Linked DNA regions of Mus musculus: all the other regions are linked to region 3. Evidence: chromatin loops called from intact Hi-C (ENCODE). Cell type or tissue: left cerebral cortex. All regions are shown on one strand. Each heading gives the region's core, and the rest is flanking DNA. Links, peaks and the distances in the headings are about the cores only.

Region 1 (10,776 bases), core at 3,487-5,986, 220 kb before region 3:
CACAGAGTCTGAGAGCAAGGTGTTCTCTTCATATAATTAGAAACATCTTTAATTGAGGATCCAGGGGTAGTTGGAATACAATGAGTCTTTATTTTAGCTTCTGAGCTGCAAATCAGATATAAGGCATATACAGGACAGGACAATGAGAGCCAAAATAAATTAGATTGTTAATTGGGCAGTAACAGGGTCTTAGATATTCACTCTTAGAAAAATCAGAATCTGTATTATGTTTTTCTTTAAGAAAATGTGATTTCCTTGGCGTCTTATTGTTTTATTGTTGTAAAGAAGACACCATGACCATGACAACTTGTATAAATAAAATTGTTTCATTGGGGCTGTTTTGTGGTTTCAGAGGTTTAGTCCAGTATTGTCATGTCAAGAAGCATGGTGGCATGCAGGTAGACATGGCACTGAGAGACTACATCTTTCATCTTTAGAAAGCAGAAGGAGACTGTGAGACACAGTGGTCAGATTTAGGTTTCTTAGATCTTAAAACCTGTTCCCACAGGGACACACTTCCTACAACAAGGCCACACCTTTTAGGCCACACCCTACTTGGTAAACAGACAATTACTTAGCTCTTTTAAAATTCAACTGGGATTCTGTAAACACTCCCAAATGGAGAGTGAGGACAGTAACATTGAAGTGAGACTTACATTGCCAGGGTTCAAATCTCATTTACTGTCATGGGACTTGACAAAGTAGTACAGCTTCTTGCGGCCACAGATTCTTATATAAAATACCAATATAAACAGTAATCTATCTTGGACCTTCATAAACTTTTCCCATTACACATTACAACTCCTTTTATTGACCAATAGTCTTATTTGACCTCAGATATATATAATTTACTGAAAATACATCACAACAAAATTATTTTAAAGCCACTCATATATATGTGTGTGTATATATATATGTATATATGCCTTTTATTATAGAAAAGGACAACTTGGGAACAAATGTGAAAGAAAGAGCTAAGCCTTTTCTTAATATTTGATATTGTAAGATGGAAATGACAAGATTAGGCTGAAAAAAGAAACCATAACTGGATATATCAAGACAATTCTAGAACTTAAATACCTAGAATGGACTGACAAGACCTGTATAGATATTGTTCTGAGAGATTTGAGAAATGAAATTATGTTAGGTTTTGAATGCTGTCACAAAATACAAGAAATAATCAACTTATGATAAAGAAAGATCCATTTGGTTCACTATTTCCAATGTCTCCCTTCATGTTTATGAAGCTTTGTTGGTTTGGGACTTATGTTGCAAAACATGGTGAGAATCTGAGGCACAAAGATACTCACCTCACTGTGAGCAGGAAACAGAGAAAAGAGAGGTTGAAGACACAAGGATATACCCTTGAAATCATGGTCTTAGTAGTCCACTTCCTCTAACTGGCTCTATTAAAAGACCATTTTTTTTATTGTTGTAATTAAGGTTCTATTGCTGCATGGACATAATGTCTATGACAGTTCTTTTTTTTTTTTTTGCATTTTTTTTCCATTTTTTATTAGGTATTTCGCTCATTTACATTTGCAATGCTATACCAAAAGTCCCCCATAGCCACCCACCCCCTCTCCCCTACCCACCCACTCCCCTTTTATGGCCCTGGCGTTCCCCTGTACTGGGGCATATAAAGTTTGCGTGTCCAATGGGCCTCTCTTTCGAGTGATGGCCGACTAGGCCATCTTTTGATGCATATGCAGCTAGAGTCAAGAGCTCCGGGGTACTGGTTAGTTCATAATGTTGTTCCACCTATAGGGTTGCAGATCCCTTTAGCTTCTTTGGTACTTTCTCTAGCTCCTTCATTGGGGGCCATGTGATCCATCCAATAGCCGACTGTGAGCATCCACTTCTATGTTTGCTAGGCCCAGGCATACTCTGACAAGAGACAGCTATATCAGGGTCCTTTCAGCATAATCTCGCTAGTGTATGCAATGGTGTCAGCATTTGGAAGCTGATTATGGGATGGATCCCCGGATATGCTATGACAGTTCTTATAAAGGAAAACATTTAATTGGGGCTAGCTTACAGTTTCATAAGTTTTGTCCATTATCATCATGGCAGGACATGGCAGTATACAAGCAGACATGGTACTAAAAAAGGAGCTGAGAGAGTTACATCTTGATCCACAGGCAACAGGAGACTCTGCCATACTGGGCAAAGCTTGAGCATAGAGACCCCAAAGTCTTCTGTCACAATAACATACTTCCTCCAACAAGACCACGCCTATTCCTGCAAGACCACACCTCCTAATAATGTCACTCCCTGTGGGCCAGGCACTCACATACATGAGTCTGTGGGGGGGCAGACCTATTCAAACCACCATAGAGATGAAGTTAGCAATGAAGTAATGTACCAATAAGGCTAGAGCCATTATGGCCCTGTCAGGTTCCAAAGGCCCAATACTTGTACTGAGGATAAAACCTTCAGGCAGCAACCATATGAGAAGGCTTGCCAGGTGCTGTTTGCACAAGAGCAACAGCAACTGCCCCATCTGCCCTTTGCTGTATGTACAGAGACACACCAGAACTTACTGATGGCCCACAATTTTAAAAATTCTATTGTTCAACTAACAACACAATAGAATAATTAATGCATTCACTGTTGTTCTGTAATACTTTAAAATCATAGAGTAGAGTGAAGGAATGTTGGACAATATGATGTGCCTACTAATGTTGATATGTTAGAACTTTAAACAGATTTTAATTTTAATTTCATGTAGAAAAAAACTCAAAATAATCACCATAATACCTGAACATTATGAAATAAATTCAACAAATGAGATTGCAATTATGAATGTGTAGTGTACTACTACATTGATCTAGCAGGGGTTACTGTAACCCTGTTCTAATCTAAGTGGACATTGTGTGTTTCAGAATCCTCTTAAAAGTAACACCTAAGGACAATCTGAATTTGAAAAAATATGGTGTAATGTCACACAATTTCTTATTAAATTTCTCCTTTTTATCTAAGTTTGTGTCAGGAAAATAAGAAAATCAGGAAATAAGAAATGCTTACTCCAGCAGGACTAGAGTGTTATGAATTGGATTTGGTATGAAAATCAATGCACTAAGGACCAAACTACAGTATAGAAATTATTGCATAGAGAGCTGTGGGAGTCCCAGGGACTATACAGACAAAGAGATAAAGTTCTTTCAGGATCCATCATTTGGGAAGAAGATAACAGGATACATGGAAAAAGAAGTTGGACCCCACATTGGCCTTTATTCTCTTACAGATAGCGATGACTCTATCATACCACCTCAAGTTACTAAGAATACCAAAGTTATAGCCCATACATAGTGCTATGCTTTCATGTCAGCTCTTTACTATATTTTACTCTCTTAGCAAAATTGCATTACAGAGAGTAAATATGCCAGGTCATGAGTATAGTCATATCTGTGATTAATAGATTAGACAATAGATATGTGTATGAATGTTATGATGTAACCAGAAAGAGGAGAGATGTCTTTAAAGGGCAAAAACAACAAAAAGGGGAGCTATTAGCCCTATTTAGGGCTCTCTCACAATGACCAGTGAAAGAATCTTTATGAAAGTCTTTCATACTTAAAACCTTAATTGTTACAAGGAGGTTAACAGTGTAAATATAACACTTCAAACTTGATAATAACCTTGCAGAAACCTGTTCTGATTCACATGATCAGCTGGTAAAGAGACGAAGGTCAAATTACTGCTAAACATTCTTTGCTGAGGAACAACTCTGTAATTCTGTAATGGAAGCTAAATTTCTTCTTCCAGGACCTTTCACTGACAACATCAAAATAAGCTCAAAAGACAACATGCCCAGAACAGCAGAGAATTTGAAGTCACAGAAGTGATACATAGTAACATTCTGTGACTCCTGAAACAAAAATGCTGGGGAGAAATCCCATAGTTCTCTGGAATCTACTAAAGTGAAGCACACTTTGGAGTTGACACTGGAAGTTATGCTTCAAGGATAACAGTACATGGTGTTCCATTGTTAAATTGATATGCCAGGGTATTCATTTAAATAAGCATGTGAAATTATGAATTTTGTGTGCATATGGCTTTATGTGTAATGCATGTGTATGCATGCATGCATGTTTATATGCATATATGCAGAGGCCATAGGTCAATATAAGGTAACTTCCTCAGGCATTCATTCTCCTTCTTTTCTGACACAAAGTTGTCACTAAATCTGGGACACACCAAGCGAAGAGGCCAGCTTACCAGTGAGCTCATTCATCTTCCTGTCCCTTCTCCACAGCCCACGGGCTTGGACTTGACTCACAGACACGTGTAGCCACATTTAGTTAGCTTTTTATACATGAGTTCTGGGGGATTTAAAGCAGTCCTTTGACATATTTGGCTTTCTCCCCTGTCCAAGAGTAAAATTTTAAGTGGAATTAGTGATAAACAATAGTCAGAAATATATTTGAACAGGAAAGGTTTCCCACTGCTTGTCAGAATCATTGTAAAAGAACTGCAAGTTTTAGTCCACTGACCTCACACACACTCTCAAAAGGATTTGCTATATTATATTCTGAGCTATTAGCATTATAGTAAAATTAATACCTTAATAACAATAATACCTCCAAGTCATATGAAAGGGTAGAATAGCACCCCTTGGAAGTTCCCCTGAGATCTAACTCTGGTTTTGCCCTTAATATTCTTACATCTCTATTCTTCAAAGAAATTTGTGGTTTTTTTTTTTTAAACTAATTCCTCCACCCACCACATCATGATATATAATAAATATTTCCTTTCCTTGCAATAAAGAAAAATCACTTAGTTTCCTAAATTCTATAAAACAGTCTTTTTTCTTTAGAGTTTTTAAAAGGCAAAACCTGGCAGCTGGTATCCAGCCAAGGAGAAAATAGAAAATGTTCAACTTGTTCCTGCTGCACTCTGAAGATGGTATCACTTATAGCTGCAATTGCTTCATATGCATCTTGGAGGCTGAACTATAAAGCTCTAAGTTTTCTGATTTACCTCACACTCCAGATTTCAATGCAACTTATTGTTGAGGATTTTCCAGAGGATAAAACACTACTAACATCTATGCCTTATCTTCTCGTCACATTTATTAATTCAGCTAGCTTAATGTAAAAGTAAAATGGGCTTGTATATGGGTCAGGTTAATACTTTGAAGGTCTCTCTTGTTATGTAAGCCCAGAAAATGATAAATAATAAAAAGTAAATAAAGTATTTTTAAATATGTCACTCTGCTAGAAAGGAAAAGGAACATCTCTGTACAAGATGTCCACTTTAGAGAAAAGAGTGAAAGAAAGGAGGAAGAGTGGATCTAAGAAGACAGGAAGGTGGGAAAAGAGAAGAGAGTGAGGGACTGAGATACTGAAAGAGGAACAGGGAAGGCCCAGCAAGGAAGCCCTCAGACTGTGTCACACAGAAAGTCTCCTTTTCTAAGAGTCTTAAGGAAGATATTGTTTGTAATTCAAACACAGTCCATAATAAGAAAGTACCTGGTGAACACCTGTCCCAGGAAGCGGGTACTAAAACCCAACAAATCAGTTTTCCAGCAAAAGAGATATTTGAGGTAATGGCAAGGTGTGAAATATGTATATGTGGCCAATGATTCCTAAGTATGAAAACATTCTACCTATAATGGCTTTGCCTTTTGTCAATTGTTGCTAATCAAAAACATATTTACAGTTTTCATTTTTGTTCATTTCTTATGTATCAGTAAATCTTTTGGATGAAGTAACCCAAAAGATATGTTGATTGAAGACATCAATGCCACATTTTTATTTTTAAGAAGTTGTTGCACTTTCTTTAGACGTTTTCTATTTTGATACCCACCATAGGTAAGGCAGAGATATTACTCACTTACAAAGTCAGAAAACAAAATGAGTTGTAGAAATTTTTTCATCTGCTTCTGAAGCTAGTAACGCTTGTCACAAAGATTATCCTGTTCCCCAAAGACAATAATTTGACATAGGCAACTGCCAAAGGTGCTGTCACATGTCACTTTAGGAAGTATAATTTTTCATTTAGCTCAATGAACTCTTCTTTAAATTTTATTTCACACGTTATTGATTCCATTTTTTTCTATTCACATATACCACATGTGCTAGTTAGTTTATGTCAATGTGACATAAGTTGGAGTCATTTTGTAAAAATGTTCACCCACTAGACTATCCTTTGTAAGCCTGTGGTGCATTTTCTTGATAGATAACTGATGTGGGAAGGCCCTGGTTGTTCTGAATGGTACACCCTTGGGCTGGTGCTGTAAGATGCTATATGAAAGCCTGTAAGAAAGCAGGCTGAGCAAGTCATGAGGAGGTTCAAGCTAGTTATAAGCTAGTTATAAGCATCCCTTCCTGGCTTTTACATCAGCTCTTGCCTCTAGGTACCCAATCCAGCTTTCTTCTCATGTGGAGGTGTTAGCTGAATAAACCATTTCCTTTCCAAGTTGCTTTTGGCCATGGTATTTTCTCACAACAATAGAAATCCTCACCAAGATAGAAACAGATACCAGGTCATGAGAGATCACAGTGATGGACCTGATCACGTGTTTTTGAGAGAATCATTGGAACATTTGAATTTTGAACTTGAAAACAGATGGAGTGCTCATAGCTCAGTGGCCTGTTTTTTGGGAACTCAGAGAGAAGTATAGAGAAGGGAGACCTCGCTTGTGAAGTTTCAGCAGGAAGCAAAGACAATCAGAGTTACTTAAGTGATATTTTGTGTTAAGACTCTGTGGTGTCTGAGCAAATGAGGCTAAAGAAATAATTATAATTAACAAGACCAACACCCACCACTGAAGTAAAGACTTTGCTTTTCTTGGACACTAGATGCTGGTCAGCTGGAACTAGGGAACTGGCTATAATCGAGACCAACATCACTGACTCAGGATCAAAGTGTTTCCTCTGGGTAAGCCTATGGTCAAGAGGTGGCCAAGGCTGAACCTTGTACTAGCAACAGAGCTTGGTAGTGTAAGAGTCACCCAGGTATTACTGGTTTTGATGATATAAAGGAGTCATAGAGAACAGCTGAGGCTTGGCACTTTGTGGCATGGTTGGAGTCTCTGGAGAGAGCCAAGGAGAATTAATTAGTGAGGGTGCAGTCCAGTTGCAGTGAAATCCCTAGCATTTTGGAAATGCCAGTATCATCAGACCATTGAGACAGCAGCAGCTAGGGAGTAGAGCTGCTCTGAGTCTAGAGCAGTGGTTTTCAACCTTCTTCTTTTTTTTTTTTTTTTGTTTTGTTTTTTTTTTTTGTTTGTTTTTGATTCTGTAAGCTTTCTTTTTTTTTTTCATTTTTATTAGGTATTTAGCTCATTTACATTTCCAATGCTATACCAAAAGTCCCCCATACCCACCCACCCCCACTCCCCTGCCCACCCACTCCCCCTTTTTGGCCCTGGCGTTCCTCTGTACTGGGGCATATAAAGTTTGCCTGTCCAATGGGCCTCTCTTTCCAGTGATGGCCGACTAGGCCATCTTTTGATACATAGGCAGCTAGAGTCAAGAGCTCCGGGGTACTGGTTAGTTCATAATGTTGTTCCACCTATAGGGTTGCAGATCCCTTTAGCTCCTTGGGTACTTTCTCTAGCTCCTCCATTGGGAGCCCTGTGATCCATCCATTAGCTGACTGTGAGCATCCACTTCTGTGTTTGCTAGGCCCCGGCATAGTCTCACAAGAGACAGCTACATCTGGGTCCTTTCAACCTTCTTAAAGCTGCAACCATTTAATGCAGTCAGTCCCACATGCAGTGACCCCTAACCATAAAATTATTTTCATTGCTACCTCATGACTGTAATTTTGCTACCATCGTGACTCGCCAAAGAAATGTCTGATATGTAGGATATCAGATATTTGGAACTCTGAAGATCCCAAGTGAATCCCATATTGCCAGTACTGAGCTTTTTAGACTACTGGATTTGCTTCTGCTTTTATTTGATTGTAACTGTGCCCCAATTCTTCTGTTTTGGAATAAAAATATATGTAACTTATTCTGATTTTATAGTAATTTAGAGAAATTTGGAGGAGTGGAGGAAGGTGAAATTGCGGTCAGGATGTAATATAAGGGAGGAAAAATAGAGCATGCATTTCGGTGAGCTGTGCACTAGGGTGCTTAGAATGATTACATATCCTTTCCTTTCTCTATCCTTCCCTCATTTGCATATGATCTTCTTTCTGCTCTAGATGATTTGGATTTATAACTCTATATAGTATTTTAGTAAACTGATGAAAGCTTTTCAAATGAATCCAGTCCTCAATAGTAACAGACAAATTACTGGGCATCTTCTTTACAAGGAAACCCGTGATAACTTCTTTTTAAAGATTCTTAGTAAAAAAGGGAAAATATGGTTTGAATAAATGATGATACAACCGCTTTTTATGAGCACTTCAGATGTGTTCAGGGGAACACCGCTTCCCTTTGTTCTTAATCCTGTCTGGCTGATGAATCAGCTTCAAATATTGAGATGTAAGAAAAAATGCTTTATTTTTTGGGGGGGAAAGCATGAGCATTTCAGTTAAAAATTGATGCTTTCACCTTGAAATGTCTGCCATCTCCACTTGCAGCAGCAGGGGACCATGGCTCTGAGGAAAAAGCCTAGCCAATGGGGCAAAGCAGAGCGAACACTTCATCTCGAGTTTTATGAGGTCTTGATGGCTTGGATCACTTGCCGTGTTTTTAATACCTGCTGTCAGTTAGGGAATGTTTCTCACTTGGCAACTGGATAAGGACAATAAAGTTGTCAAGCAGGCAACTAACAACTCAATCCATTATTAAAAACGTAAAACCTTAAGAAGTGGGAAGCTGGTTACATATGTGGCTTCTTTGTGTTGACACATTCTAGGCATATCATGTTCTAAAACATAGCCTGCGGCAAATCCTCTTATTACGTGAATCATCAGAGGGGAAAAAAAAAGCATGATTCTATTCTGGAATGCTTTCTAGAAAAACAAGAAGCAACAATAAAATGTACAGTGATATTTGTATTATGTGTCTAATTACTGTTAATCGTCGATACATTCTGTTAACGAAACTAAGCTTATCAGAAACCAGTTATAAGTAAGGCAACCCTTGTACTTTCAGAGGCAAGGAAAGATGTAGTGGTAAATCTAGATTTTGTTTCAGGAAAGTACAAGTTCCTTAAACATAGTTTTCATTTCCAAATTTGATTTTATTTTGTTGCTCCTTTTATACACACTAAAGTGTATCCATTAAAAATAATTGATACCCAGAGAAACTAAACAGTAGCAGATAATGTTGTAGGAATTATAATTAATAAGAGCTCCCCATTGTGACTCAGGCATAAAGCTAAAGTTCAAAGACACTGAGTCAACAGAGCTGGCTGCCCTGTGCATACTAAATAAGAAAGGAGGCTTCAAAATAACTCATAAGAAACTTGTCATCTTTAGATTCTGCAAAAAAGAACATCGAATCACTCTTTTTTTTTTCCATTTTTTATTAGGTATTTAGCTCATTTACATTTCCAATGCTATACCAAAAGTCCCCCATACCCACCCACCCCCACTCCCCTACCCACCCACTCTTACATTAATACGGGTACTTAGCTTTTCATTTTAACCCATCATCTACCAATTTCACATTATCATAAAATATTTATTGAATATACACAAATCAATAGATTATAATCATGAAGAGACTTAATTTGTCCCATAATTGTTCTATAAGTTACAGCTTGGTAGCCTACAGATTTACATATGATTTGAATACCCTGTTAACGATAAAATTGAATTTCATCTTTAGTGAAATTTATACCACAATACTATCCATGGTAACATGGTCCACTAAAGTATAACATGGCCCAATATCACCTGGGTCTAGAGTGTAGCTGAGACTTTTAAATGATGGCTGTTATTCCGTGATTAGGTCACTATGGATTAAAAAGGTAAAGGGACTTCTTTAGCTCATTCAAATAAGACTTCATAAGTTGGCTTTGAGTTGTTTCAAGTGACTTCCCTGTATTGGCCTGAACTTGTGTCAACATTCTTCCCTTATTCCTTCAACCCTTGAAAAAGCATACATGAATGCTGTGAACTGCCAGAGGACCTCTTCAGCTACTGCAAACCTAATTGCTGAATTATGCTTGAATAGCTGATAGTTTTAGCTTTGTGTAAGCCCCGAAAAGCAGACCAAATTATATACTTTTCTGATGCCTACCTACTAAAACTTTCATGATAATATATCATACTGTTTCAAGCATCATTTTTTTAACATTTTTTATTAGATATTTTCTTCATTTACATTTCAAATGCTATCCCAAAAGTCCCCTATACCCCCCCCCCCGTCCTGTTTCCCAACCCACCCACTCCTACTTCTTGGCCCTGGTGTTCCCCTGTACTGGGGCATATAAAATTTGCCAGACCAAAGTTTACTCTTCCCAATGATGGCCGACTAGGCCATCTTCTGCTACATATGCAGCTAGAGGGATGAGCTCTGGGGTTACTGGTTAGTTCATATTGTTGTTCCTCCTTGTAGGATTGCAGACTCCTTCAGTCAAGCATCATTTTTAATTCAGCAGTTAAAAGCTTATTAGCTCCTGATGCCCTGACACTCTCAACATCTTATTGATCCTGCTTTCTATCCTGTTAAATTCTACAGACATTCTATCACATACTAATCAGTTTCATTTAAATTTACTAAAATTTATCCCTACTAATTTACAACTTTAACTTTATATCCCATTCAATGTTTTTCTTGTCCAATTATAGCTGCTTGTCTACTTAGATTGCTGTAAGGTAGAGTCTTGTTTTTCTTTCTTAGTCATGAACTAAGTTCATGTGATG
Region 2 (10,776 bases), core at 3,371-5,870, 110 kb before region 3:
CTGATACATAAGAACCAAAGAAACACATCGTTTTATATCATTAGTATATATTTGTTCTAAATTTAACCATTTCATTCAATAAAGACCCTAAATTAACATATCAAATCCAGCATCTTATGAAAACTCTCATATGCTTATATATTTCTTATATTTCTATGTTATTCATATATCTTAAATACATCTTTCAAAAACCAATGATTTTGTCAAATTTATTACAATTAAAACAGTATGTTTTCATATAATTAAAATGAGATGAGTCTACTCATCTGCAATAAAATTTTATCAAGTATTTTCTCATTGTTTCTGTTTTAATGAGTCTTGCCAATGTGAAGATCAATCAAAGGCAATTTATCAGATATCAAAAACATTAGATCTTCTAGAACTGTATTCATTCTGTCAGACTAACAAAGACAATTGTAGGAAGACCATTCTCCAGTTGCTCTTCACACTCTAGTGTAGCTTCCTGTGATTTAGCAAGGACAGATATTTAAGCAACTTGGTCCTTGGGCCATAGGCATTTAAGCTGTACCATTATAAGAACCAATCCATCCAGTGGTGTAATGGAGGGTGCAGGCCTTGTGGATACAGCATTATTCAAGCCCCTAGACTTGCCGTACCACCTCAGCACTCCACCAAGGATGATTACCTCAAGCAATGAGCTGTAGCCAGTTTCCATGGAGCAATGTTTAGTTCCTAAATCATTCTGCTACGAAGGAGGCAAATTCTCCTACAGACTAGCCTGCAGGAAGTCAGTCTTAGACAATTAATTGCTACTTCGTGCTACCACAGTTAGAAGCCAGAGCTCATTTCCTTAATACCCGTTCAGAGAGAACACTGGCTTGTGCTATGCTAGACCAGTCGGGTATGTTCACAGAAAAGTTCAGTTCCCAGATGAAAACCGTCAGGATGCTCGTATGATAGATCATTTTTTACTGAGAATATGAGAGAAGAAGCAGCTTTGGGGAGCAGGGTGAACAGTCTCTGCTTTCTAATATCTAGAGTCTGCATATGCTGCACAGTTGTCTCCCAGGGACAGCAGCAGTGGTATAATTGCTGAAGCATTACTCATGGTGCTGTGAACATTTTGTCCATGGTGACCCAGCTTTACAACCTATATCTCTAATTTTCCTAGAGATTATATGGCCCACCTGATACATATTTTAACAAATCTAATTTCTTTCTTTTGTCTGTGACTTGTTTGTTTGGTGGTGGTTTGTTCTATTTGTTTTGTTTGTATTTGCTTGGTTTGGAGGAATACTTTTGCTCTGTCCTAGAACTCACAATATAGCCTAGGTTGCCATAGCATTCTTCCTTCCTTTGCATCCCATGTACTGGAACTATAGGCACGAGCTACCTCGCAACTCCCTTTGTCTTTTAACAAGCTAAGCAGCTCCTTTTGTTCCTAACCAGAATTTTGACAGATATTGAGTAGTTGCAGACATGGCTGTAAGTACCATATCCCTGTGGAAACAAACCCTAAAACCGGTTTATGGGCAGGTTGGTAGGCAATAAGAACCCAGCCTCAGGCAATTCATGAATCCAGGAACTCAACGTTTAAATTATCACCTAAAGTTAACTGGAATGAAGGGCTAATTAAAGACTGACTTTAGAGGCCTGAGAAGTCATGATGATGTAACAATGTGAATGAGAATAAAACAAAATCAAATCTTGTAAGAAACACACAAAAGGATAGTATAAGCTCATCTACTCCAAGTACAGTAATGAACATTCTATGAGTAAAGTAGGCTAAAAGGATTCCTTTATCTCCGACTTTAAAAGTAAGTAAATTGTGTTAAATAGCAACTAAATATATTTCCTTGTCAGATTCCTTAGGTGAAACTGAGAGCATCAGCCAGACAAGAGGAAGCCCCCTAAACACTGAAATGAATTCAGCTAAGAATATTGAAATCATCATGAGTACTGCAAAGCCTCTCCAACCAGTATGGACAGATTCTTCTCACTTTGGCCTCCCTGGTGTTTCTTTACATATATAACTGTCGATGTACGACACTGGAACACAGATTTACAAAAGTAAGCTTTCCCATATTGTTATCCCTTCTAAGTAGTCTAGAATCTAGGATCAGAGCCAGATCCTGCTCAGTCAGTTGGAGTTTGAGCAAGATGAGAACAAGAATGCATTTTATTTCAGTTGGAGACCGATTTTACCTTCTAAATGTTTCTACTAGTAAAAGGGAAACCATGAAAATTGTGTGTGTGTATGTGTGTGTGTGTGTGTGTGTGTGTGTGTGTGTGTGTGTGCATGAATTTATATATGATCATGGATTCTAATGGTAAACTTTGAAGGAAAAGAATCTATTATCAAATAAACTAAGTCTTTCATGATGGGTATAACTAGGCATAAATTGTTGGCATATATATAAACAGCTAAGAAGATATCCAATATTTAGCAGGTTAGTTGAATGAAACCTCGATTCATGGTTAAGTAATGGTAAAAGGTTTTTTTAATGGTTGAGTAGATGGTTTTTACTGTAGATATAAGGAAGATTACAGCCAGAGGCATCTGGAATTGTTTAGTGCAGGGAGAGTAGGTAGACTAAATATAACCAGAATACTGAACTGGGTCATGAGAGGAGAGGGTGGGATAAGAGAGGAAGAGAAAGGCAGCAAAGGGAACCAAGGAAGAAGAAGATCAAGAGGGCTCGTGGTAAAAATGGCAGTGCTATATAGGAATCAGGAGCTGGGGAAGGGAAGCCTATGAACTATGAAATTTAGGACAGACAGCAGGGAGGGTGTGAAGAGCTGAGAGGAGCCACAGGTACTGAGTGAACCTGGAGACCAGCATTCTCTTTAGTATACTAATAGGCCATATACTAATAGTTAGCCATTTGTTCCAGGTTTCTTTTGAACTTGACATTCTAGTCTTTATGTTCATGATAATCACTTAATCTATTCTATAACTGTATTTTAACTGAAATTAGGTAGTCATTGTCAGGATTTAGGAAGGCTAGAATGCTATTTAAAGACTGGGTAGCAGGGCAGAGAGGAATTGAGCTAGGATCATCTTTCTTGCCACCCACATATTGTGGGACCATCTGGGGCTAGTGAAGTGTAGGCAGATTTGAAGTAATCTAGAAATTGCAACTTTGAAGCAGTCTAGAAGTTCTGGTTCAAGTCAGAGGCTCTGGATGGTTGTAAATTCTATCAAAAGTATCTAGGTTATATGGGTTTTCAGCAACTCTGGGGCAAGCTTATTTTTTTTCACAATTTATGGTCTTTGATTGAAAATCTGTTGGGACAGATATAGACTAGCGACAGGAGGTAAAGTTAAGGAGCCTAGGGGAAAAATCTTGAGTGTATACTTGAACCATTCAGGCCAATGGTCCTAACAGTTGAGGCTGTGGAAGTTGTCTCAACACTAGAAGCATAGACAGACAGACAGACAGACAACAGATGAGAGGGGGGAAGGGGAGGGGGGAGGGGGAGGGGAAGGAAGAGGGAGAGGGAGAGGGAGAGGGACAGGGAGAGGGAGAGGGAGAGGGAGAGGGAGAGGGAGAGGGAGAGGGAGAGGGAGAGGGAGAGGGAGAGGGAGAGGGAGAGGGAGACGGGGAGAGAGAGGGAGCCCATTCTTAGGAACAGGCAGTAGGGTAGGCTGGCTAGCTTAGGATATTGATTGACAGAAGTACTTATCTGGAGTCCTTTTGACCTTGTCATGTGGATATAAGTCCATGAAACTTGCACGAATTCTTTTAAGTTTACAAAAATATAAGAGTTTTAGACATTTAGATGTTAGCAACACAACTGTTTGTAATCTTTACTCAAATTCACATTGTAGAAACATCAGTAGTCTCATATCTGGGAAAAGACACCTTAGTATGATTAAAAGTAATTCAGAGTCTTAGGGAACTAGAAAAACTGAATTGTGTGCACCATAGGCACCTGAGTGTTTATCGCCCCAGTATCTTGAAAGAACCAAGTCATATTGTTTCAGAGAAAGTACACCCTTCATGGAAACACTGAAATTGGCATTTCCTTAGAGAAAATGAGTGCATTTTTCAAAGGTGCTTAGATGGCATTCTTTGTTGGCTGGAAATGTGATGTATCTGATGCTTTTAAATGGGTTATCACAGAAGAAGAATTTTAGAGATCTTGAATGGAAAAAGGACACACATACACACACACACAAACACACACACAATGGCATAAAAAAATGAGACCCCTGTCCTGCTAATAAAGAGGAGAATCATGCCTACCAAAATGGTCCAATCTATAGAATCTTCCCTGGGGAGTAGCTAACCACTGAGACCACTGAGAAGTTCCCTTCAGACAGTTTACAGATCAGTGTGACTTTTCTGAGATGACATCATGGATGATTGAAGAGTATATTATAAGAACATCAAATTTTCTACTGTAAATCTTCCTTTGTAGCTTCCCAAAGAAACCTTGAGCAAATAACCAGTCGGGGGAAAATTTTCAGTGGGGAAAGAGACACAGACAAATATCTCAGAGATCATTAGATAATAACTTCAAACTTAGTCCTCCAAAGCAGAGAATATTGTCTGGTTTTCATGACAATGTTTTAATATAGTCTGCTCAGCGACTGCTTCAAGTGTCTTATGGGACCTCATTACATCAGTTCCAGTGACACGGCATCACTCGTAGCTCACTACAAGGACATTGTTGTACTGGTAAATTTGTTACTTGGGCTGGATGTGAAGGGAAAGCTTGCCCTTCTTCACTTAGCCCTGAAGACTGAGGCCTGGAGTAGTCTCTAGGCTCATTCACTCGAACAGCTGGCAACCAACACAGAGTGTTGGCAGGCACCTTAACTGGAGCTCTTAGCCAGAACCTATCCATGTCACTGCTGAGTACAGCCTGGGCTTCCTTACAGCATGGTGGTTGCATGCCAATCACCATAAGCACTCTGAGGAAAGCACACAGTGCCAGAAGGAAGCCATATTTCCTAAAGCAGTGCCATTTTGCCCCATTCTGCTCTCCAACCAGTCACCAAGTCCCAACTAGGTTCAAGAGGCGGGATATGCATACTTAATGGTGAGTGACATGGTCCAGAAGATCCCACAGTTCCAGAAATGCCATTGCTCCCACATGGGAAAAAATCCTTCTTTCCATTTTTCTGGCTTTGAATCGAGTTCCAAAATGTACAGTTGGAACAAATATGCTATGAAACCAGAAAGCATGCTCACATTGTCTCCCAGGTGGATAGATCTTTTTAAATGACAAAGATTATTACATGCCTAATCGGAAACTTCTCCCACTGCAGCACTTATCCAAGATTTATTATCATCTGGGGAAGAACTAAACACTGCCCTTATTTGCCTGCTGCTCCATAAATATTGATTAGACAAATATTTGACTTTTATTCACTCACTGTATACAGAATTCGAGAATTCATCTACTATTGTAAGATAGGCCAACAAAATACCTTTAGTCTCCTATCTCTGATATAAACCAACTATCTGCTGTCTGTGAGAGACAGGGGTTTCGACTCTCTCACAAGGGGCCTTTACTTCTGACTTAGGAACCTCATGCTGTTAACTGGGCTGGTAACGCTATGTACTTATTTATGAACAGGAAGGTAACACCATGTTGACTGCCATGGAAACACTTGGCTATTGACTGGATATCATCATAAATATTGGGGTGTAATAGAAAACTATAGCTCAAGTATTAAAGAGGAATTTTCTCATCTTTGGCTGCAAATTTGCCTTCAGTGTCTTTACATTGGTATCTGTTAGAGGCAAAAGCTTTGCCTTTAACAAATATACCTAAGTTGCCTGTTGTGCACTAAACATTTACATCAGTAAGCTGTGGACATCTGTTAATATTCCATCAGCAGGTGCAGTCCCTGGGGACATAGTGATGAGCTTACCTGAGCAAGCAAGTCGGTAACTCCAAGTGCTATTCCTGTGGCCACATGGCAAGATTTTTGCCAGGAGTTGATCACAGAGAAAACTTATCCAGGCTGGTTCGAAAAGAGCACTGTCCAACATGCTGGCACTAGTACAAAGTGAATTGCTATAGCCCTGTATCTCCTACCCTGATTGGAATGATGCTGGGGAAAAATATAAAAGATAATTCTCCTAGTGGGCAGAACTAGCAGGGTACATATTGTGGTCCAGTTTTCCTGGAAGGAGACATTGCATGTGAAACAATTGAAGGGCAATGACTAATGGTTTGACCAGATGGTTGGAGACAAAGGGGTTTGGATAAACCTCCCAGAATTAACTAAGAATTCGAGATTATTTTTGTCCTATGCAAATGTTCAGTAAAAAGTTCCCACTAAAGATGAGGCTTTCAATAATCAAGGGGACAACTTGTTCTAAACGTAGATGCCAGTCAATCTTGATTTTCCTCCCCCAAATCCCAGGCATGTTTACATAACATGTTCATTTAAATTGCAGCCATGGCACTGTAAGGGGATTTTGAATAGACTCAACAAATGGACTCCTCACTAATACAAATTTGGCTATCATCAGGATTGAATGCCCAATTTTATAGCAAAAGCCACCATCTCTGAACCTCAGGCAGGTCCCCATATCCAAAGGAAAGCAGATAGCCTGTTGGCAGCAAGTTGGTTATTTTGGACCCTTCCCCACAGTGGATTTTTCCTTATTAGAATACAGACTTATTTTGGATCTGGATTGGCAGGCTCTGCTTGCCTCTCTTTGCCAACAATACCATCTGTTAACTTCCTGAATGTCTACTCATTACGAAGTTAACCCAAACAATATTACTTCTCACTAAGAAAGCTTAATTTATAAAAGAAATAAGATAATAAGGTGATGTGCATGAAATTCGCTGACATTTTTTTGCCAAAATAACTAGCCATCTAGAGTATTAAAATACATTATTAAATACTCAGTTGCAATGCCAACTACAAGACAATACTCTGGGAACCTGAGCGACTTTCTAATGAAATATGGTCCACATTGTTATGTTGTATTCTCAGCCACAATAATAAAATACACTCTGTGATTAAGGGGATAAAATGAACACATTCTTTTGATCTATCATTCTGGTTTATTTAAAATTATACCACAAAGCCTTAAAACATGTTATGGGAAATTACTTCATTCAATCTTCCAATGTCTGACTGCAATCATTATCACAAAATCATAGTGTTAGATTCATGTGTATACAAAAATAGTTAGAATGAAGTTATACTATTTGAGGTGGCAACAGTCCCCCTGAAAATCCAGTGTCAGTCATAGGATAGTCCTTTTCAAATTGTCAGTTAGAAAAGTGTAAGAAACCATGAAAACAACATAGGTTATTAATGCTGCCCTCTGTTGCTTCCCAGAAAATTGCTGGTAAGACTCTATTGATAAAGAAACTATATGCTTTGGGTAAAGTACTCGAAAGAACTGAAACTAGAAGCCAACTAGCCTTCAAAGTATAAAAAACGGGCTATCCAAGCTGTCAAGAGAAAAAAGTAACCAGTAGTTTTACTGTCTTAGTTTCATTTCTATTGCTAAAATACTGACCAGAGCTAACTTGTGGACAAAAGGGTCTGTTTCAGCTTACAAGTCCCACATCACAGTCCAACACTTTGAAAAGTCAGAGCAGGAACTGAAGACCTGAAATAGTACTATGCAAGAATGCTTCTTATTTGCTTACTTTTCATAGTTCACTCTGCTTTCTTATTTTTGTTTAACTTGGACCCACCTGCCGAGGGATGGTACCACCCACAATGGTTGACCCTCCCAACACCAATCAGTAATCAAAAAATTTCCTCACAATCTTGCCTACAGAACAATTTGATGGAGACATTTTCTCAATTAAGGTTTATCATTTTAGATAACTCTGATTTTTGTTAAGTCAACAAAAAATGACCAACACATCTACCCAGTTATAACATCTACAAACTACAAGAACCAGAACTGTAAGGTACCCCAAAGACACAATAGTGACACTTACATCCTATGGGTAATGAACAATTGTCTTTTTGACCTTAAGGCCCTCTCAGTATAAGAGAATGTGTGCTTGATGCTGTAAATCCAGCCCATTAGCCATGGATAGTGAGGACATGGAACCTATAATCTCCTCTACTACTGCTATTTCTTAAACTGGTATAATTTCAAACTACATTCTAAATATTCATCAATGTGCACATAGATAGATACAACTCTCATCCCTCATCAAAGCTTATTTTTGCAGCAGATGGAGATGATCAGAGAAGGCCACAACAGAACATAATGGTGTAAACAACTGGCCATGGGGTTCTCAGACACAATTGACACATCTAAAACACAACTCCTACACGAAAGTCTTAGGGAACCATCAAAGAAGAGGAGAAGAAATATTATAAGAAGCAGAGAAGTGAGATGTGTACTGTGAGAGAGCTAATCTACCTATGACAGAAAAGCTGCACCTCTGGCATCTGTAGGCATCGTATACACACATACATGCCCATGTATAGCCATATACAAAATTTAAAATTTCTAAATAAATACTTTAAAATGATAGTATGATTACAATATGTAACTTATTCATGTTCATAATTTAAAATTTATTTTTGAGAATTTCATGAATATGTTAAGGTTGCTTATATGGAAAAGGAAGAATAAAAAGGAGAAACATTTAAAGGGTGGATAAGGAGTTGTAATCATCAGAATGTATGTTATACATGTATAAAATATTCAAATAACAAACTCAATAAATATATACTTTTTCAGTATTTTTTCATTAATTTCAGTTTCTAAAAAAAACCTATTTTTTAAATTAATTGCATCATTTTCCTTCTTTCTGTTCCTCATTCTAACCTTTTCTATGCATTCCCTTAATCTCTTTCAAATTCATGGCATCCGTTTTCCTAATTCTTGTTACATATCTAGCTTTCATGGCACCAGGAGGAAGCATGCAAGTTCACAAGAGAGTAAAGCAATGTTCTACACAGTTATGATGCTTGTGAACTAAAATAAGGGCCATGGTGACAGGTAATCGTTAAGGGTGCAATGTATAAGTGGCACATATACATTGGCAGTAAAGAGCAGCTTTCTGATTGGACTCAAGGCTGCTCAAGTCCTCTGAGAGGCTCTACCAGCAGCTGACTGAGACAGATGCAGATGCTTACATCCAGCCATTGCACTGAGGTTGGGGACCCTATGGAAGAATTAGAGGAAAATTGAAGGAGCTGAAGGGGATGGCAAACCTGTAGGAAGAACAATGATATCAAATAACCTAGACCCCTATGAGCTCTCAGAAAATAAGCTACCAACTAAAGAGCCCCCAGCACATATGTAGCAGAGGATTGGTTTGTATGGCTTTAGTGGGAAAGGATGCACCTAATCCTGTAAAGACTTGAAGCCCCAAGGAAAGGGAATGCTTGGGGTGGGGGTGGGGTGGCGGTGGGGGTGGAGCATCTTCTTAGAGGCAAAAAGGAGGAGGTAAAGAACTCTGGGAAAGGGGACCAGGAAGGGGGGCAACATCTGGAATGTAAATAAGTAAAATAATTTAATATTAAGAAATAAAAAAATATAAATGTGAAAACACTTAAATGAGAAAAAAGGAGGAAATAATGTCTCATATTGGAAACTTGGCCAACTATATGTTTCTAGTGAAGTCATTGACCTTGGAGGAGAATCCACAACTGTCTACAATTGCTACTCTACTAAACAAGCAAAATTTCTAACTGGATTTTTTAAAAAGCATCTTGAAACATACAGGTCACTAAACAACAACACATCAAATTTAGGAGAACAAATAACTGAATGATATCCACATAACTTACTTAGCACATATAATATATGCCAAAATATTTTTATTCATTGGTACCTGCTGTATTCCCTCATTAATGTGATTTTTAATCATTGATTATAATATTAACAAAAGATTAAATTGCTTATCTAACTATTGGCCATTATTATTCTATAAAAAGTACATATATATATATAATTCTTAGCTGGGAAACATCTTTCTTTCTAAATAAAAATATGTTAGCTCCAACATGGTAAAATATAATAGCACTATTTCTCTAAATTAGAAAGAAATGCTATTCTAAGGAAGTGAATTACATTTTCATACATAGCACTTCAAATGTATCTTTCTTCCTTCACACAAAGAAGCCTTGTACTCAGACATGGTTCATTCCCAGGTTTTAGTTTTAAAGGTTTGATTCTGTGAAGTACACAAAGCTTTTGTTTTTGTCACTGTAGTCCTGAGCCTGGGTTAGTGAACAATGGCAATCTCTCGCACATCTGCCAACATGTTTCAGTGAGTATTGATCTCATGAAAAGATGTCTTCCTCCCTTCCCCTACCCCAACCTGGCTACCAGAAAGAAAGAAAAACTAGAGGAAAAAAAGTAGAAAAAAAAATTCCCCATGTCAACTTCCCTTAACTCTGCAGAGATTTACGGATGTCATACAACTAAAGCAGTCGGTGAATGAACGAGTTTGACCCAAAGGGGAATATGCCTGTTAGGACATTTAGGTTGAGGTTTCAATGCTATCTTTTTAAAGGGTTCAAAGAAGTTCCATATCTCTGGGAGTTTGCAATAAAAGTAACAAAAGCAAAATCACTAGAAAAGTCCTTTTACATAATAATAAAATATTTTATAATTTTATATGTTGTAGCAAAAAGTATAATATAGTATTCAAGATTATCATCTCAAATTTATTAATGAGAGTATCAAATTATGGCCTCTATCTTTTACAGTGTCACACATCTAATGCTGAACTAAAATTCTGTTTGATTGTAATTCCATGAAAAGTATTTAAAATGAAAAGGAAAGAAGCCAACTGATAGAGAGCCAGTAAACAACATTCTATAGTCTTACTTCAAGTCAAGGTTGCTTAGTG
Region 3 (10,776 bases), core at 4,392-6,891:
AAGGGAAAAGAGGTTGCAGAGCAGAGTTTTGGTTTTAGTGCAGACAATGGGATCAAAGTACTGACACAGTATGGTAAACAACTGGGTTTACCTGGAATTGTTCTATGATTTTATTCATCTGCTTAAACATCTCAGCTTATGTAAAACAGAATTGCTCTAAAAAAAACACCAGGAAGAGCTGTGCTTCTACAGAAATATGCAACTAGCTTTGGGCAACAATACACAGATTCATAGAAGTAGGAGAAGGCTGCTTTCTTGAACCATTGTGGGCGTCTAAATTGCTCTGTCACCTTAGAATTTCACTTAAGTCAAGAATTATAACTACTGTATGCAAAAAGGAATGCAGTTCTCTGGTAGTTTGATTTTTGGTTGGCTTTTTCTTTTAAAGTTATTTCTCTAAAGCATATGGGACCAGCTCTTTCCTAATCCCACTCTCTCTCCAATACAATAATGCACTTCAGAAAGTATGTTTAATTCAAATTATCATGGAAGGGACCTTAAATATCTTGCAATCCAATCCTTTCTTTTAAGAAGGAGACCCAGGGAGGAGAAGTGGGTGCAAAAAAAAATGCATCAGAGAGATGTCAGAGCAGCACCAGGGGTCAACTGAGGCAGGCCTCTTCAAAGAAAAGAAGACCCCACCCCTCTTTCCACTAGAAAGGCATCTGCTGCTTCTCAGAGAAAAATGATGTCACTTTGCCACACTCTAAGACTTCTCTGAACTCCATACAAGCATGCTCCTGTGGTTTTCTGCCTTTGGGTAAATATATATTAAAGAACGATTCTAGGTTATTACCCAAGTGACCTGTATGGCCGTTTAAAGGTTCCGAACTTCATTCTTACATGGCAAGCGTGATGAACTCATCGCCTAACCGACCCTTTCTGAGGTGACCCAGCACATATTAATCAGCCCTAAATATCCTTTGCTATGCAGCAGTGGTAGAAAGTGCCTCCCTAAAAGGCCAGAAAACAAGCACCAAAAGACATAAGCTTCTTTTTTCCCCCTGATAATAGAGTGCTAAGGAATAGCAAGGAATCAAATGGAGTTTAATACTGACACTGAATCACAGATGAAAGAGTCCAATCAAACGCTGACAAAGAGAAACACCTGAGCAGGAGCCAGCACAACAACCTGCATAAAACACCCTAACCACCCTGACAGTGAAGCTTTGGAGCCACTCTGGGGAAATTCCACAGCCCATTAGAGGGGCAGGGAGCAGATATCCTGCAGGAATACTCTGTACCCCGCCAAGACAAATTGATGAGACATTTTCTGAATCATCACTACTCGTGTTATTTGTGTTTCTTTCTCTTCTACATAGTTTGGGACTTTTTTTTTTTTTTTGTAATGAGAAATTGCAAAAGTAATAAGCCACACTCCCATCTAGCTGTGAGGAGAATAAAATAAAATCATTTTATAAAATTTCTCCTTTATGACATTTCCCTTTCAAAACTACTGATGAACTCTTCGAAAATATTAGCTTGGCAAAGGTTAACTTGCATCTGCCTCACCCTAAGTAAAATGAGTGAACAAAGCAATTATCAGTAATAATAATATTTACCATTTTGCAGCTTTAACATTTTCACTGCTGCCACCCAGCCTGGGCCACCTTATTTCCAAAAACAAAAAAACAAAAAATAACCAAAAAAACAAAAACAAAAACAAAACATCCTTCCCTGTCTTCCATTCAGTCCTGGTCCCGCCCCTGGATGAGGTGTTTATATGTAAATTACCTGCTTCTCATGCTTCTGCCTCATCCTCTTTTAGAAGCAAAGCCAATGTGTCTCTCAGGCAACAATCATAACTGACCCTTTCCCATCTGCTCTCTCATCCTCATTCTGGTCCCTGGGGTTGTCACAGTTCTCTCAGATATGCAATGCTCCCCATGTCAAGATGTTTCCCAGGTTCCTCTCTGCCCAGAGCACTTTTCTGTGAATCTCTGCAGCTCTCTGCCACTCCTCACTCAGTTCTCTCTACTAGCAGCACTTCCTTGAGAGGTTTTTCCTTTTCACCATATCCACAGCCATCATCTTTCCTCCCCTCACTTTCCATCCCTAACTCTGGCTTGGCCAAGTCACCCTGGCGTTGGCTCATATGTTTATTACTGTTATGGTCCAGATCTCAGACGTCTCCTGAAAGCTCATCACCAGCTGTTGGGATTTGGGGGGTGATTAAAACCTTAGGAAATGAGGTCTTGTTGAAGAAGCAATAGTTCTTTGAGAATATGCCTTTGAAGAGGCTATTGCCCAGGGCATTTTCATTTCTTTCTCTTGCTTCTGGAACACTAGACATAACAAATTTTGCCCTCCATACATTCCCCATCACAGTGTTTGGCTTTGCCATGGGCCCAAAGTTATAAAACCAAACATCCATAGATGGAAATCTCTGTAACTGTGAGCCAAGATAATCACTTCCTTCTTTATCATGTTTATTTTTGTTCCAGCAACAGGAAGCTGATATAAGCAGGAAAAGCAAGAACTGTTCTTCAAAACTCTCTCCCTCTCCAACATACAGACTCCATCTGGTACATAATAGACACTTAATAAACAATTGGGAGGGAATTAATGAACAAGAATAATAATGTGGTGGGTTGTCTACTGTGCTCTTTCTGCTTTGATCACAGTATTTTTATTGCTAGCCACATTCAGAAGAAAGAAAGAAAGAAAGAAAGAAAGAAAGAAAGAAAGAAAGAAAGAAAGAAAGAAAGAAAGGAAGGAAGGAAGAAAGAAAGAAGGAAAGAAAGAAAGACCCCAACCAGATAACTATTAGTCCCATTTTCTTATTCAAGGAGGAAAGCTGCTCAGATATGCAAAGTAATTTTCCCAGTATCATATAGATAATGGCTGAGCCAGTAATGAAATTCCAGTCTATCTGACTCAAGGAGTAGTTTTCTTTCTATTATATAATGGAGACCGAAGCCATTAAAATTAATACTAATAGCAGAAACAATGTGGTATTTCTCAGGGACTAGACATTTTTTAAAGTCCTTTATGTAGTCACTGAATTCTCATGATACCCAATAATGCCATTGCGTTCAGCACTTCCCATGCATAACGAAGTTGAAGTCACAGAAGATAAGTCATTTGCCCAAGTTAGCAAACTCAGAAAGTGGACAGACAAAAATCAAGGCTGTGTTACTCAAACTTTGGAACTGAATTCCCAATCTCTCTGGAACAAAAGAGAGATCAGACAGATTCTATTTTGCTGTTGTTATTATTTTAATCTTAGTTTAATCACTCACTCCATACGTAATTTTTCTTCTTTAGAGATTAGGGTTTATCTTGAACCATGAAAATCATTGATTTTTTTCCTCCCATTTATTCTTTTTTTTTTGCGGGGGGGGGGGTTCATAAACGTTTTTATTAGATATTTTCTTCATTTACATTTCAAATACTATCCCAAAAGTTCCCTATACCCTCCCCCCCTACTCCCCAACCCAACCACTCCCACTTCCTGGCCCTGGCATTCCCCTGTACTAGGGCATATGATCTTCGCAAAACCAAGGGCCTCTCCTCCCATTGATGGCCAACTAGGCCATCTTCTGATACATATGCAGCTAGGGACACAGATCTGGGGGGTACTGCTTAGTTCATATTGTTGTTCCTCCTATAGGGTTGCAGACCTCTGTAGCTCCTTGGGTACTTTCTCTAGCTTCTTCATTAGGGGCCTGTATTCCATCCTATAACTATAACCCAGTTGTCCCTCAACAGAAGAATGGATGCAGAAAATGTGGTATATTTACACAATGGAGTACTACTGAGCAATTAAAAACAATAAATTTATGAAATTCTTAGACAAATGGATGGATCTGGAGGATATTATCCTGAGTGATATTCATTCGCTGATAAGTGAATATTAGCCCAGAAACTTAGAATATCCCAGATACAATTTCCAAAACACATGAAACTCAAGAAGAAGGAAGACCCAAGTGTGGATACTTTGTTCCTTCTTAGAATGGGAAACAAAATACCCATGGAAGGAGTTACAGAGACAAAGTTTGGAGCTAAGATGGAAGGATGGACCATCCAGAGACTGCCCCACCCGGGGATCCATACCATATACAACCACCAAACCCAGACACTATTGCATACGCCAGAAAGATTTTGCTGACAGGACCCTGATATAGCTCTCTTTTGTGAGGCTATGCCAGTGCCTGGAAAATACAAAAGTGGATGCTCACAGACAGATTCTTAATTGGTTCAAAAGGGGGCAACTGAGGCACAAACAACACCAACATGCTGAACCTGATCACAGTGCAATATCCTCCAACAAAACAGGCACCCCATCCAAAGGCACTCATGAGCTGCCACATCCTGGAGGAATCTGTAGTCTACAGTTCTGGGAGCCCAAAAGTAAAGATTAATCAGTATTTAAATTATTTCAACATATAGTTTCTAAATCAACCAATTTTAATGAGACATTTGTCTTGACAACCATTCTGATCGTTTCACTGTCAAGTTGGTTAAAATTAGAATCGCCATGCAACTACCATCCTGTATCTATGAGGATGTTTCCGGAAACATTTAGCTAAGGAGAAAGGACTTGTCCAGGGTGTATGCAGTAGCATCCATTGGCAGGGTTTCTGAGCTGAATACAAAGGAGAAAGCAAGCAGAGCCCTGATTCCAGACTATTGAAGCAATGTGACCAGATGCCTCAGGCTCTTACCATCATGCCTTCTCCACCATGGTGAACTGCACTCTCAAACTATGATTCAAATAACGCCCCCTTCCTTAAGCTACCTTCTTCATATTAATGGCAATAAAAAAAAAGCAAAATATCAAAAACGTCTTTAAGGCTCAAATCTAGATTATTTGTTGTAAAGCAATGATACTGAAGAGGGAAGTTTGGGGGAAATATTAATACAGTTATCTGAGCTTGCTGTCTTTAGATGTCTGGGAACTTGAGTATGGAAATATTCACTAAGACATGACTATTATGACAGCATAATTAGACTGTATGAGTAGGGTATTTATGCTGAAGGGCCACTCTGTCTAAGTAAGCACCTAGAATTTAGATGGGTATGAACACCTTTGGAATCAATCAACCTTCAGTGTGAAAACCTTCAACCTAGGTCACAAACAACCTTGCCTGGTCATATTGATTGTACCTTTGTGGATTCATGTTTACTACCTCAGAGTGAGTGTGCTAGCTGAGACCCCTCCCCCCTTGGAAGAAGAGGAGAAAATGGGTCACTCTACATTTGAATTTCTCCAGAGTTTACCTTAGAAACATTTTGGGTTTTTTTGTTTCTCTTCGTATGGCTCTAGCTGTGTACTTTACAGTGCCGCTATAATACATCATGATTGTGTGTGAGACTGAAATCTGTGCCTTTGATGGAATCACAAATGCACAGGAAGTCTTGGAGGATCTTGAAATAAAAGGCAGTAGTAGACACCTTGACTGAGGAGGTAGATTCAGCACTAAGTGAGGACTCCTCTCTTCACATCTGGGAACCAAGTGGTTCAGTTGGGCTGCATTCAGTCACATAGTTCATACTCAATGTAGGAAGCCAGCATCCCTAATATGGAGTTCACTGATGCAAATAGTGGGGCTGTTCTTCTGACAAGGAGCTGTTAGCATTTATCAGGCAAAAGGGGAAGGGAGGCTACCTGAGGGATTGAAGTCTAAACCCCAACATTTTCCAAGAGAGTTAAAATTATAGGAGAGAATTTGGCTTTTCTTGGATGCAATTCTGCATACTGATTAGCCTCCTAAAGAGGCAAATTTATTCAAATCTACCTCCCTAAAACAAATGTCATCTCCCCGGGGGAGTAAGATGGTGTGGAACTATAAACAGAGCTCACCATTTCGAAATCCTTTTTCAGGAAAATTCTTCTCTCTGCTCTCCAGCATTAGAATATTTGTAACCTGGAAGCAGCAGAAACCCATTTAAAAAGCACTGGCAGTCCAATCTACACATACACTGTGCAATCTATAGATACACTGTATGATTGGTGCTGGGTGATCTCCCAAGAGGTCTACTGCATGGCAAATTAGCATTTTAAACATCAAGGCCACTTCTCAGCTAAAAGCGGGTTTTGTGTTCTTTTTTTGTCTCAGTGTATTTTCCAGGCAAGCCTCAAACTTGAAGTTCTCCTGCCTCAGCCTCTCAAGTATCTTAGACTATAGGTGTATGGGTGTATATCAGTTTCCTTTTAACATTTGCCTTATACCAAGTTTTAAAAAGGAAGCTGACCTCCCCATAAGAGCTCTGACACCTCTCTCTCTCTCTCTCTCTCTCTCTTTCTCTCTTTCTCTCTCTCTCTCTCTCTCTCTCTCTCTCTCTCTCTCTCTCTCTCTCTCTCTCGTGTGTGTGTGTGTGTGTATGTGTGTGTGCATGTCTGTCTGTCTCTCTGTCTCTCCCTCTATCTTTGTCTCTGTCTCCCTCTCTCTCTATCTCTGTCTCTCTGTCTCTGTCTCTCTGTCTCTCTGTCTCTCTCGTGTGTGTGTGTGTATGTCTCTCTGTCTTTCTCTCTTTGTCTCTCTGTCTCTGTCTCTCTGTCTCTCTCTCTGTCTCTGTGTCTGTGTATATATGTGTGTGTATGTGTGTGTATATGTCTGTCTGTCTCTCTGTGTTTCTCTCTTTGTCTCTGTCTCCCTCTCTCTGTCTCCCTCTCTCTGTCTCTCTGTATGTGTGTGTGTCTGTCTCTCTGTCTCTGTCTCCCTCTCTCTCTGTCTCTGTCTCCCTCTCTGTCTGTCTCTCTGTCTCTGTGTTTGTGTGTGTGCGTATCTGTTTGTCTCTGTGTCTTTGTCTCTTTGTCTCTCTGTCTTTGTCTCCCTCTCTCTGTCTCTCTCTGTCTCTGTCTGTCTCTGTCTCTGTCTCTCTCTCTCACACACACAGACACACACACACACACACACACACACACAATTGTTATCTGGGGAGATCTGGAAATCACAAGGAACTTAAATAGAGCTGACATTGGCCCTTTCAAAGCAGCTAAGAGAGCTAATTACAGTTAGAATGTTGACTTTTGTAAAGTGAAAGACCCAGTAGCCCAATGTTCCCATCACTATTTATAAGACAGAGCTAATGCCAGCAGGGAAAATACCCTTACCTCCTGTTAAAGTGGACTGGCTTTTCTTGAAAAACCAAAGAGATTGAAACAAAAGCATATTGCCTTCTTATATACTTGGGCAGAAAAGTGACTGCCATCAAAGATCATACCATTCTTCCTGACAATAGGTTTGAAGCCTAAAATCTGCCTTCAGTTTGCTTTTGCAGGAGTCAAATCCCGATTGTAGCAGGAGTATTAAGAGTCTATATTTGAAGTCTCCAGAAATATTTAGAAAGACAGAAGCTTCTTCAGCAGGAAGTGGATCTTCCTGGGATATTCAAGTGTACCTGACTCGGATCCCTGGAGAAAAGAAGAGCAGCTGAGAAGAAGTGGAAGGCATTGCAGAGGATATCACCTACGCACAACCCTGAGAGGTCAGTGAGATGCCTCTGCCAAGACACAAGTTTCCAGAAGCCAAAAAGCACATTTCTTCTCTACTATGTCAGCATAGGTTCTCGACAATTTATTTCTAAATGAAGAAAATGAAAGGTTTTTTTTTAATCTAAAACACTTCCATATCTACCTCTATTTTTTGCTTAAAATCTATATATTTTACAAACCCTCAGCAAAGTACTGCCTGAATTTCCTGTCAGCCTATAACATCTTCTCTTGGGATAGTCACAGTACACTGCTGCCTTGGCCATAATTATTTGTACACGGGTAAAATAGAGTTATCTGTTTGCTTTATTCTTATTATTTTCCCATCCCTGATCCCATGTACTGAAGATCTTTGACGATTGTGCATCCCATTAAATCCCCTGGCTTTTCTATTATGCTATACAGCAGAGAGTCATACACAGAGGGAGTTCAAATTGTTTTCCTCTGAGTTAATGCTTGTGCATTTTAAAAGCATACACCTTATCTTCTCCTGTTTCTAGTTTTCATATAACAAGTCGATCTTTAATCCCTTATTCTTCCCCCACTATAATTGCATAAGACAATTACCTATATGTTTATGACATTTATCCATTTGTTAAATAGTGATACTTTACCATTGCACATAGTTCTTCTCTTCTTTACCATTAATCATGAAAATCTCTTCACTTGGCAATTTTTACACTTTTTGAAAAGACCTATTTCTTCTCGAACTGAATGGCTATGGCTTTTTATCTGCTCACCTGGTGTTGCTCATCAGGTTGAACTGGATATGCCCAGTGGGAAACAAGGATAAAGGTTGGCTCTCGAGATGACTTGTTAATCCACATCGGCCAAAACACTTCTGACTTCTCATTTGTAAAATGAGATTTTAAAACCATCATCATTATGTACTAAGCATTCAATATACCCTGGGAACTTAATAAAAGAGACTGCATTCAAAGAGCTTAAAGCTGAAGCCTCCACTTGCACTAAGGGGGCAGAGTGGGAAGGCTCACTGAGGGTCACTCCATATCAGGCGCTTTACATATTAAAAAGACATCAGTCTCATAAAGGCTCAGATGCACAAATGACTCCTCTGAGGGAGGTTGTACCCTAATGGCAGAGAAGGGGGATTAGAGGCCCCTCAGCTGGAGCTGTCTAATAAGAGATGGAGGAGGAAGACAATATCAGCTGTTACTTCAGCATATTAGAAGTCTTATAGGGAAAAGCAGGTGCTTCTCTTTTACAGACTGTAAGTTGTGCACATCAAGACAGTCTAGGTCCATCCTGTATTCTCTGTAAGGGGCATTTGTTTCCTTTACCACCACACAAAGTGCAGTAACAACCTCCACCCAAGACAAATCCTGTCAAGACTCTTAAACAAGCATTTAAAAAATACTGATTCTTTATTTCTTATTACAGAAAATGAAGATCTGTTCTACTCTTAGTGTCCCCCGTTCCAATACAATCAAAGAATAGTGCTTTATGCACAAAATTAACTTATCAAAATATCTCTTAAAGTAGAGAAATGATTTCTGAGCTTGGCCCTTTAATCGTTGTTTCTTTCTATTCTGAATGGAGAAATTGTTATTGTCCTTACCATTAGAATTAGTTAATTAACCCTAAGTAATCACTCTCATATGACCAACACTAGAAAAAACAAACATTAAATAATTCTAATGGGCAAATATGGTAAAGAAAAAAGTTTATGTTTTAAAATTTGCAGTCCTCTATTTTCCTTTCCAACCTACTTAAAGAAGTATCCCTTTTTATTTCATATGACATGTTGCATAGTCATTGAACCTTGAGTTCAAGGGAAACCTGGCAATTATATTGCCTAGCACATTCATTTTATAAGCAGGGGTGGGGGTGGGGGGGATTAATAGCAGTGCTAGGTCGTGCCAGGTCTTGTGATCCCAAACCTGGTGTGTGTACTCTGTTATTGCATCTCTTCCCTGCTTTGAAATGCTCTAAAGCAGGAAGTCCTGTACTTCATTCTCGACAAGGGTACAGAATGCAATTGCCAGTGACTACTATGATTAGATGCTTCCATATGGAAAGCTAGGGACAGGCTACTGGGGCCTTGAAGGTTTCCCTCTGTACTCAAAGCATTGCAGCCAATTGTTAATATTCCTTAGGATGAGACAGGCTCCATTGAGAATTCAGCTGATTCTGAGGATCAAAACCAAACTCCTAAGAAGATACTTGTAGTCACTTTCAGCAAAGAAACTTCACCTGGGTAAATGGTGGCTTGCTAGTTATCTCTTAAATACATTTGTGTGTTTATGGAAAAACATTTAAATTAAAAATTAAAATTCTAAGAGAGTATTGCTGCTTACAAAACATAGCTTTAGAATGTTTTCTCTATTTTGTGAAATATAATATGCAGCTGTGTGTAAACAAAGTTTCCAATTACCAGTCTACATTTTTCATTTCCTTAAATAAAACACATAGTCCATGATGAAAACCATTAAAAGGAGCTATGTTTAAAAGATGCAATTTTCTATTCTGTGCTTATAATATTTTTCTCAAAATGAAACATCTTATGTCAAACTTAAGAATTAGCACTAATTTTTTAAAAAGCATTTTTGGCTGCTCAGTGGTGAGATAGTTCTTGGGAAAGAAAGAAAATTATCAGAAAGTATAACAAAAGTAAATTGGAGTTTGTATTAAAATCTAGAGAGGAGGTAATACATAATGCAAATGAGTTTCAGTCCTGCTTCTGTGTCTGCTTTTGCTTTACAGTCAGTGAGAAAATAGTTCCAGTACTGAATATCATGTAACAGCTACATTTTTTTAATGAAAATGGCGTTCCAACTGCAAATTGACTATCTTTGTGGTTATACATTATTGACATGCATTAAATATAGACTCAGAAATTCATATAGGGACTAGTGGAAGAAAGCTTTTGCCCAATAAGCCTGACGACCTGAGTTCAAAACTTAAAGCATGTATAGTTAGAGCAGAATATCCTCTGACCTTCACATGCACACTGTGCATAGATGCTCTACACACACTCACAAAAACAAGTAAATAAATAAATGTTTGAAAAAAATTTTAAGAAAAACAAGCTTGAAAGCAGACAGAATGCGAGCCTCTTGAATCCAGACTGGGCCTGCCATGCTGGTGGTAGAACACTGAGGGACTAACCCCAGTCCTTGACTCACAGGAGGAAGTGCTGAAGAAAAATGGCCTCTGTGGATTCAGAAATACACGTACTTTCCTTTTGGTATTAGTCAGGAATCTGAAAAGCTAGAAGCTTTAAAATATGCTGAAGCAGGTGAAAGAAAAAAAAAAATGAGTATTAGGTGGTGCTGGCTAAATCCCAGAAACAGAACTAGAAGGTCAGCTCCAAGGCT

Evidence for each region. A loop is a pair of places that touch in the nucleus more often than their neighbours do. Peaks named below come from ENCODE experiments on the same cell type or tissue, not always from the same donor. Only the 100,000 strongest peaks of a DNase experiment are listed, where the experiment ranks them.
Region 1: a loop joins it to region 3, with 13 times the contacts of the local background. A loop is called at or near these places in 2 of 42 quality-filtered maps.
Region 2: it touches region 3 in a loop (7-fold over the local background); 2 of 42 quality-filtered maps call a loop at or near these places.

What each region holds. Positions count from the first base shown.
Region 1 is chr3:70,416,343-70,427,118 of GRCm38, reverse strand. No RefSeq gene overlaps it. Among named protein-coding and RNA genes, the nearest start is that of Gm23477, 190 kb to the right of the region's middle. In left cerebral cortex, for the core only: no CTCF peak of the experiment used is centred there; DNase peaks (open chromatin) are centred at 4,258 and 4,884; H3K27ac peaks cover 953 bases.
Region 2 is chr3:70,303,526-70,314,301 of GRCm38, reverse strand. No RefSeq gene overlaps it. Among named protein-coding and RNA genes, the nearest start is that of Gm23477, 80 kb to the right of the region's middle. In left cerebral cortex, for the core only: no CTCF peak of the experiment used is centred there; a DNase peak (open chromatin) is centred at 4,827.
Region 3 is chr3:70,196,742-70,207,517 of GRCm38, reverse strand. No RefSeq gene overlaps it. Among named protein-coding and RNA genes, the nearest start is that of Gm23477, 27 kb to the left of the region's middle. In left cerebral cortex, for the core only: no CTCF peak of the experiment used is centred there; a DNase peak (open chromatin) is centred at 5,812; H3K27ac peaks cover 768 bases.